2 separate regions of the Homo sapiens genome follow, and region 1 is linked to region 2. A link is an interaction called in ENCODE POLR2A ChIA-PET data of the cell type or tissue named here. Cell type or tissue: Panc1. All regions are shown on one strand. Each heading gives the region's core, and the rest is flanking DNA. Links, peaks and the distances in the headings are about the cores only.

The links. ChIA-PET counts read pairs that join two places held together with the same protein. Peaks named below come from ENCODE experiments on the same cell type or tissue, not always from the same donor. Only the 100,000 strongest peaks of a DNase experiment are listed, where the experiment ranks them.
Region 1: POLR2A ChIA-PET joins it to region 2 with 7 read pairs; 9 of 35 experiments call an interaction of 5 or more read pairs at or near these places.

Annotation. Positions count from the first base shown.
Region 1 is chr6:147,210,433-147,214,833 of GRCh38, reverse strand. All of the region lies in intron 2 of STXBP5 (syntaxin binding protein 5), which reads right to left. Among named protein-coding and RNA genes, the nearest start is that of STXBP5-AS1, 8.0 kb to the right of the region's middle. In Panc1, for the core only: no CTCF peak of the experiment used is centred there; no DNase peak of the experiment used is centred there; H3K27ac peaks cover 954 bases.
Region 2 is chr6:147,110,501-147,114,901 of GRCh38, reverse strand. The region is part of intron 4 of STXBP5-AS1 (STXBP5 antisense RNA 1); the gene reads left to right. Among named protein-coding and RNA genes, the nearest start is that of LUADT1, 46 kb to the left of the region's middle. In Panc1, for the core only: no CTCF peak of the experiment used is centred there; no DNase peak of the experiment used is centred there; H3K27ac peaks cover 1,834 bases.

The sequences.
Region 1 (4,401 bases), core at 330-4,329, 100 kb before region 2:
TACTGGCTGATTTTGCTGATTTGCATTACTTTGGACTGCACGGTATTTTTTCATACCCTGTAACATTCTTCGTAGTTTATTTTAAAAGAAAATGCCATTCCATATTACAGCTACAATTTCCAAAAGGTCTATTTTTAGACATTTAATGTCACATATTACTTATAAAGAAATGGCAATGCGGAAATCAAAATTTTAAAGGCTCAACTAAGAAAAAGATGGCTAAATAGGATGGAAGTTGGGATGGAATCAAACCAAAACATATATCACAAAGACATTGGGTTTTAAACATAAGAATTATTTAAACAGAGAAAAGTTTATTCTAGACTTAAGGACTCACTAAACACATGGCCATTGAGGAACACTCACTAGTAAGCAGTAAACTATGTCAACAATTCTTACCCCTACCTCCTTCACCTCAGCTTACCTTCCACTCATGGCCAAAAGAAAAAAGATAAGTTACATGGTAAACAGAGCTGGTGTCCAAAATTTATTTAAAAGTAAATATGAGGAAAATAAGAGATTAAACCAACCAACTAGAATTGCTAAATCTGAAAGTAGATGATGGCAATATACTTATTCAGAAATATTAAGAATGATAATACAGATATACAGAAGATCATGAAAAAGTCCTTATTTTTATTACTGCTAATAAACATCAGAAATGCGTTCAAATTAAAGTGCAAAATAATTGTATTGTATAGAAACCTGAATGTCTCTACAGGAAGTCTAAGTAACTAAATTAGAAAGCACCATAACTTCTCCTTAGAATAATGTGTGCTGCATATGACTAAGGGAAGAGAAATGTATCAAGTACCTTTTGGCAGTTTTTTATTATTATAGTTTTATGAACTCTTGGTTTATTTCATAAAAATCATGTCAGTAATCACTTTGTTTTGCTTCCCAAGAACTTCTGTAGAACTATATTATGTTTAAAATCTATCTTAATTCAAATTCAAATCTAAAAGGTATTAATAGTGAAATGCCCTTTTCTTTATATCAATCTGTTATACTCTTAAACAGATAAACATCTGTTTAGGTCAAACCAAAAAAACTATTTCCTTATCTGCCATCCCAAAATACCAAGTATACCTTCTGAAGATGCTAATATAGCAAATCAGGTCAGGAAACTTTCATTTAAACATCGAAAACAAATACACATTCTGATTATTACTAATTATTACTGCTACACTACTGATATCCTAATTATTAATTTTCTTCTTGTAGCTGGGAACAGTAGCTCATAATCTTTAATCCCAGCTTGAGCCCAGGGGACCAGCCTCAGCAACATAGTATGACCCCATCTTTGCAAGAAAGAAAAAAATAAAAGAAAAAGAAAAAATATATATATGCGCGCGCACACACACACACACACACACACACACACACACACACACACACATATATAAAATTATGTGAGCCAGGTGAGGTGGCTCACATCTGTGGTCCCAACTACTTGGCAAGCTGAGGCAGGAAGATCGTTTGAGCCCGGGAGGTCTAGGCTGCAGCGAGCTGTGATTGTGCCACTGTATTCCAGAAAGAAACCCTATCTCAAAAAAAAAAAAGAAAGAAAAAATTCTTCTTGTAAATAATTGCCTCTTCCAGTGCATAAAGGTAAAGCCAAATTGATCCAACAATTAAGCTTATCTTTAGTGATACTCAAACCTATAGTCCAGTTACTTACATGTACATGCCCAGCAATTATTACTCCAAGTTATTACACTATACAATTACCAAATTTAGTACTCAAATTACATACTAGCAATTCAAGAGAGACAGTCTCTATTAATAAATCTCTAAAGATTATTAAGATCATGTGATTAGGAACTCAATATTCTTGTTTAAGTTAATTTATTTTAATTTTACATCCTGACATTTAACAACCAAGGAAGAAGGTGAATTTTGTTAATGGTATTAAAAAAAAGTCCTGGTTTCCTATTTCATAATGAGACCTTATCTGTTATACACAGAAAATGCTACAAACCACCATCTTAGTATTCAATGTGAGCTACTGTTTCAAGGAAAGACATTTGTGTTAGTTCATTCACATGCTCTTTCCTGGTCCCTTCTGTAAACAAAGGTTTACACTTGTGCTTCTACTGACTTGGATTATGAATGTAGTCAATGGACACAAAGCTGAGGGAGCCGCAATGGTATGGAGTCTAACACTTCATTCTCTTTAACAGGAACTCAGAGCAATCAACCAGAAGATCCCTCTACAGGAACACAGTCCAAAGAATTCCTAAATCCCCCCACAGAAAAAGAAATTCTAAGGTCCAAAAGTTGGAAGGATTCTTGGAAATAACACATCCCAATTTCCTCATTTTACAAGAAAGGAAACTGAAGCACAGAGATTTTAGTTGACTTATACAAGGTAAGTCTGAAGATTATTGGAACAAGAATCTCCTAATAATAAGGCAATTCTTCCAAAATGCCTTTACTTTTTCCTTTAGGATGGCAAAGTTAGGTTGTAATTTCAAATGAATCATACTGAAAACCAAACAGAAAACAAAGAATATCCAACAGAGATAAAAACTCATCTTACTTAAAGCAGAAAGGCTTACAAAGCACGGACTTGAATCTCCAATAGTTAACATATTCTTTTCAATTCCATGGTTTCTATCACATTTGTTTCCTTCCACAAGAAATCCACTGCGAAATAAACTGTTTCCAAGCAGATTCCATTTCTGGTTGTTCTGAAATAAATGTGCCTATTCCTCCTGCTGCGGTAGTCCATGCTAAGAATCACAACTTACAGCTGATACAGCACTTATTCTTCCTTTTATGCAATGTCCTCTTGAATGAGGAGCTAAAGGAGCTAACAGTTGAGATATGAGCTGAGTATTTCAAGCTCCTTGTTTCTCCTGCACAACTACAATTCCAAATGACCGGAACTCTTCCATGAACAAAAAAGGATGGAGGAGGAGGAAAGTAGCTATGAACAAAAATGATGGGGAGGGAGAAGAATGGATAAAATCTGGCGTGGTGGCTCATGCCTGTAATCTCAGCGTTTTGGGAGGTTGAACTCAGGAGTTCAAGACCAGCCTGGACAATATGGTGAAACTCTGTCTCCGCCAAAAATAAAACAAAATAGTGGTGGCACACACTTGTGGTCGCAAATACTTGGTAGGCCAAGGTAGGAGGATTGCTTGAGCCTAGAAGGTGGAGGCTGAAGTGAGCTATAATCCTGCCACTGCATGCCAGGGTAACAGAGTAAGACCCCGACTCAAAATAAACAAACAAACAAAACACACTGGCTAAATTCTAAACTAATTATTTTACTTTTAATTATTTCAAATGAAAATCATTTCCATTTTTTTTCCATGGTATAATTATGTTTTATATAATAAAATTAAGTAGCAAGTCAAAATATTCTAATGCTATCTTGTAAGTACAGTACAGAAAGTCATTAATCAATTTAGCATTTACCATATGTGAGAAACTTTCACATACATTATTATTACATCTAAGTAGCAATTTTGAAAACTTGTGGTTGAGAAGAACACAACCTTTTTTTTTTTTTTTTTTGAGACAGAGTCTTGCTCTGTTGCCCAGGCTGGAATGCAGTGGCACAATCTTGGCTCACTGCAACCTCTGCCTCCCGGGTTCAAGCGATTCTCCTGCCTCAGCCTCTGAGTAGCTGGGATTACAGGCGTGCACCACCACGCCAGGCTAATTTTTGTGTTTTTAGTAGAGATGGGGTTCCACCACGTTGGTCAGGCTGTTCTCAAACTCCTGACCTCATGACCGCCTGCCTTGGCCTCCCAAAGTGCTGGGATTACAGGCGTGAGCCTCTGTGCCAGGCTGAACACAACCATTTTAAAAACAAACTCAAAGAAAAGAACAGTGCTTTTCAGTATCTTTTCCTCAAAGTTTGTATTAGCTACAAAAATAAATGAAATGAAGTCCTTCCTACACAGTTGCCACTCAGTATTCGCTGAGAGAAATGAAGGACCTGAAAATTAAAGCCACAGAAAAACTCTCATATTAATAATAATCATGTATTATAATAATAATGTAATAATCATGTATCCACCACAATATCCCTTCATGATCGTAAAAGCTACACACACACATTTTATTAGATTTAATCGTGACAATAACCTCACAAGCTAGGTAGGGTTATTATTCTTATTTAACTGGTGAAGAACTTGGGCTAAATGCAGTGGTTCTCAACCAGGGGCACCTGGAAGTGTGTTGGAGGGTCTGGGTTGCCACACTGACAGGGGAGGCAACATGGGCATTTAGTAGGTGGGAGACGGGGATATTAAATATCCTGCAATGTGCTGGACAAACCCACAGAATTATTCTGCCCAAAAAGCTACCACTTTGAGAAACACTGACAGAAAATAAATGGACAATGCCAAACAGCTACTAATGACCTTAAATATAAATTCAGTAACA
Region 2 (4,401 bases), core at 78-4,077:
AATACTCGTATGTAGTCTCACAGAATACCCACAACTACATGAGCCAGGACTTTAATTAGAAAGAATCACCATCTCCAGCCCCACTCCTGCATTTGTGCTTTTGGGTCAGTTTTGTTGGATGTACTTCTACGCAGCATTCTTGCAATGTGCCTTGAGTCACAGGGAGGTGAAAGATATTCTCTTGTTGGTTTCATGGTTTCAGCTGTAAGACATCTCTTCTTACATAAAACCCAGAAATCATACCCCACACTTAAGATAGTCTGTTTTTATGAATTTTGTAGGGGAAAAAAGCCAGCTAATTTCTACACTCCTCTGATCCTGTTATTTTCATGATCACACTTCCCTGCATTTCCTAGTTTCAGTTAGGGCTGAAAACAATGTGCCAAATTGCAGGAGTGTCTATTCTCAGAGTGCTTCCCTCTCCGCAGACAGAGAGGAGGTGGCTCTTCATCTCACCCAGATCCAGAGGCTCATTGGACTTCTTGCCATCCATTAGATGTAGTAGACTCTTAGAAAATGAGCAAGCTTTAGAAACCTACGCAGAATTTGAGGGCAGTACTTAAAATGAACTTCGAAGACATTTAAAGGTTTGCCTTCTGATGCTCTTTTCTGGCTTCAGCAGCTAGAACCATGAAATGTTAAATTGGACAACACTGGGTTATAAATATCCATGATTCATATTTGAATAGCTAAAGATTTCATCGTAATACAAACAGTTCAGTTAAACTCTATGTGAAATGGTGAAAAGACCCCAATTATGAAGACTGTCTCATCTGCAAAGACCCATCTTTAGCTGTTATAAAACCCCAGTGTCAGTATTTGATAACCTTGACCATAAAGTTTGAAGAACATTTCTTTCTCTCTGCGTTGCCTCCTTATATATAAAATGTCTGCACAGGTGCAAAGAATACTAGACAAACAATTGAGAGAGAGGAGCTAAGGTGAGGACACTCTTATTTTATACTTTTGTGTACTGGAATTTTTAAAAAACAAATACATTTTACTTTTGAAATTTTAAAAGTACTTTTAAAATAAAGAGGTTGCCAGGTAAGGTGGCTCTCACCTATAATCCCAGCACTTTGGGAGGCCAAGGCGGGTGAATGACTTGAGGTTGGGAGTTTGAGACCAGCCTGGCTAACATGAAAAAACCCTGTCTCTACTGAAAATGGAAACATTAGCCAGGGGTGGTGGCAGATGCCTGTAGTCCCAGCTACTCTGGAGGCTGAGGCAGGAGAATCACTTGAACCCAGGAGGTGGAGGTTGAAGTGAGCTGAGATTGCACCACTGCATAATCCAGCCTGGACAACAGAGTGAGACTCCATCTCAAAAAAAAAAAAAAAAAAAAAAACCAAAAACAAGTAAATTGTTTTAGATTACTCAAAAGAAAAGAAACATATGCCTCCTTTGTTCTTTGTTGAGAATAAAAAACAATATTCTCAGGGGGTGTTAGCCGTTCCCTCTCACAGTCTTAACCTTCACTTGAACAAATGCCTAAATTTGCATAACCAGTTACTAAAATAATTTTCACATTAAAGCAACCATTTTTAAAGTGTCCTTTATACCTCTAGTTTCAGTCCAAGATCACTTATTGCCTTTAGTTGTCATTTCTCTCTTAGACTCATTTAATTACGAATAGTCTCTCATTCTTTTTCTCTTTCTCACTAAAGCAACCATTATTTACCTGACATACTACATGACAAAATAGTTTTAGAGTGATTTTATAATTATACTTTTCTGAAGCTGTGCTTTTGGTTGCCAAAAGTCAGAACTGCCAATCTAACGTGTATTTTTATATGTAAGAAAAGACTAAAAATAGGTGATTTTTAAAAAGTTTGTCATTTTATTGTGTCACCCTTAGTAAAATTATAGCTCCAGAGCAGATACTATAAAAACATTTTGATAGGGCAGTTTTCTATTAGCAGTATCATGTTCTTTTAATGTAAATATCAGAAATATCTGGATTACCGACACAATATAAAAGAAAAAAGGAGGCTAAAGCCTTTGGCATCTTTAAATTAAATTTGTTTCTCGTGATTACAGAAATGCAAGAACACATATGATTTAAAAAAGAAAAAGCAGTTGTTATCTATAAAAAGTTCCTGGTCTTCTCTGCCAATGTTTGGAGACAGTTTTAGCTGGGAAAAAAGTGAAGTTTATCTTCACAGCATCTGTTCACCTTTCTTTTCCCTTTCGTAAGTTGCTATTTCTGTTTCTGGAATATTTATGCATCCATGCTCTCTTTTGGAATGCTTCTGATAACCTCATTTCCACTTAGATGTTCACATCTGATAGCCTGTTGTTTTCTTTCCAGGGAATATATTTTTAAGTAAAAGGATTAAATCTCTAATGGTTGACTATTGAGTACAAGGGAACAGGGGATAATCTGGGAGAAGGTCATTTCCCAATGCCTCAGAAGTGATAAAATGAATATATATATATTAATATAAAATAATTTATATATATATAAATTAGAGTGTGCTTTACCTATCTTGGTATTCCAATAAAACACACTTTGAGAGAAAGCATATGAGTTGAATGCATCTTCTATGTATTAAATCCTGGTGATAAAATTGTCTTTTCTTACATTTTATTTTTGCTAATACCATTATTATCGTTTTAAAGTTCAGGTTTTAGCTTACAATAATTTAGAATTACTCTGAATTTAATTTTAAAAAAAGTAGCCCAAAAAATATTTTATTTCAATATCTTTGTATTTAAAACATCCAAAAACTTGGAATGGTTAAAGCATCTATTCTGAAACATTAAATAACATTAATAATAACCAGAAAAATATTAAGAATGTACAGTGTGCCAGCACTATGCTAAATTATTCTTATGGATTATGGTTTTTAATATTTGCAGAGAACTGTAGGTTGTGGGAATTATTTCCTCCTTTCCACAGAGGAGAAACCTGAAGCTTAGAGAGTCCAAGCAATTCGTTCAACTGTTAAACCAGAAAGTGGCAGAATCAGAATTTGAACCTTGTTCTGTTTCCCTCCACAGCCCTTCACTCCTAATTGTTACACTGTAGATCTAACTACATGTCTTGCCCATCCTTATTAAATGCCACCTGTGTACCAGGCACTGACCTCAGATACTTATATACATTTTCTTTCTCTTTTAATCATGCTTAAGTGGGCTGTCCAGTTTTACACAGCTTAGGAGTAGCAGAGCCAGGGCTCAGATCCACGTCTTATGATTTAAAGTTGAGTAGTGTTTCTAGCACAGGAAGCTAATCTCTCAATCAAGCCAAGTCTGATATAAAACATGGAGAAAGTTAGAGGTGGGATCTTCAGTGACAATCCACTCCAAAAACTTTCGGCCTACCTTTACAACAAAGAGAAGTATGCAGTTCTCAATTGTGCACTTACTGAGCAAGGCATTAACGTAAAGTCATAACTAAACTTTATAGTTGCCATGCATAATTTCTAAATTAAATATTATCCATTCTATATTTGAAACAATTTAGGTGAGGATATTTTGTTTTTAGCTGCTGGAAACTGATTTACTCAATGTTAAACTTTAACTGTTTAGGGTACTGTATTTCCAATAATGAATGAGGAGCAGGAATGTTTTTGTGTAATGATACAATTGATGCAGGGCAGGCAAGCCCCAAAGTGCAGCTTAGCCTGCTGAGTTCTTGGCTTTGCCCAGGACAGAATTCAAGAGCAAGCCAGAGGTAGAAGAACAGGCATTACTGAAGAGGCAGTGATCCGCCTGCTTCAGCCTCCCAAAGTGCTAGGATTACAGGTGTGAGCCACCAAGCCTGGCACACAGTGATTTTTAAACAGTCACACTTTCCAGGCTGGGTGTGATGGCTCACGCCTGTAATCCCAGCACTTTGGGAGGCCGAGGCGGGTGGATCACGAGGTCAGGAGATCGAGACCACCCTGGCTAACACGGTGAAATCCCGTCTCTACTAAAAATACAAAAGATTAGCCGGGCGTGGTGGCGGGCGCCTGTAGTCCCAGCTACTCGGGAGGCTGAGGCAGGAGAATGGCGTGAACCCGGGAGGCAGAGCTTGCAGTGAGCCGAGATTGTGCCACTGCACTCCAGCCTGGGCGACAGAGCGAGACTCCATCTAAAAAAAAAAAAAAAAAAAAAAAAAAAAAATCACACTTTCCAATGCAGTTTAAAATGTTATCTAATCGTCACTGTATTACATTCCTAGGGCTCCCATAACAAAGTACCAGAAATTGGATGACTTAAAACAACACAAATTCATTGTCTCACAGCTCTGGAAAACTAGAAGTTTGAGATCAACGTATTAGCAAGGCCTTGTCCTTTCTGAAGGCTCTAGGAACAAACCCTTCCTTGCCTTTGCAGCTTCTTATGGTTCCCGGCAATCCCTGGCATTCCTTGGTTAGAGCTGCACAACTCCAATCTCTGCCTCCATTTCCA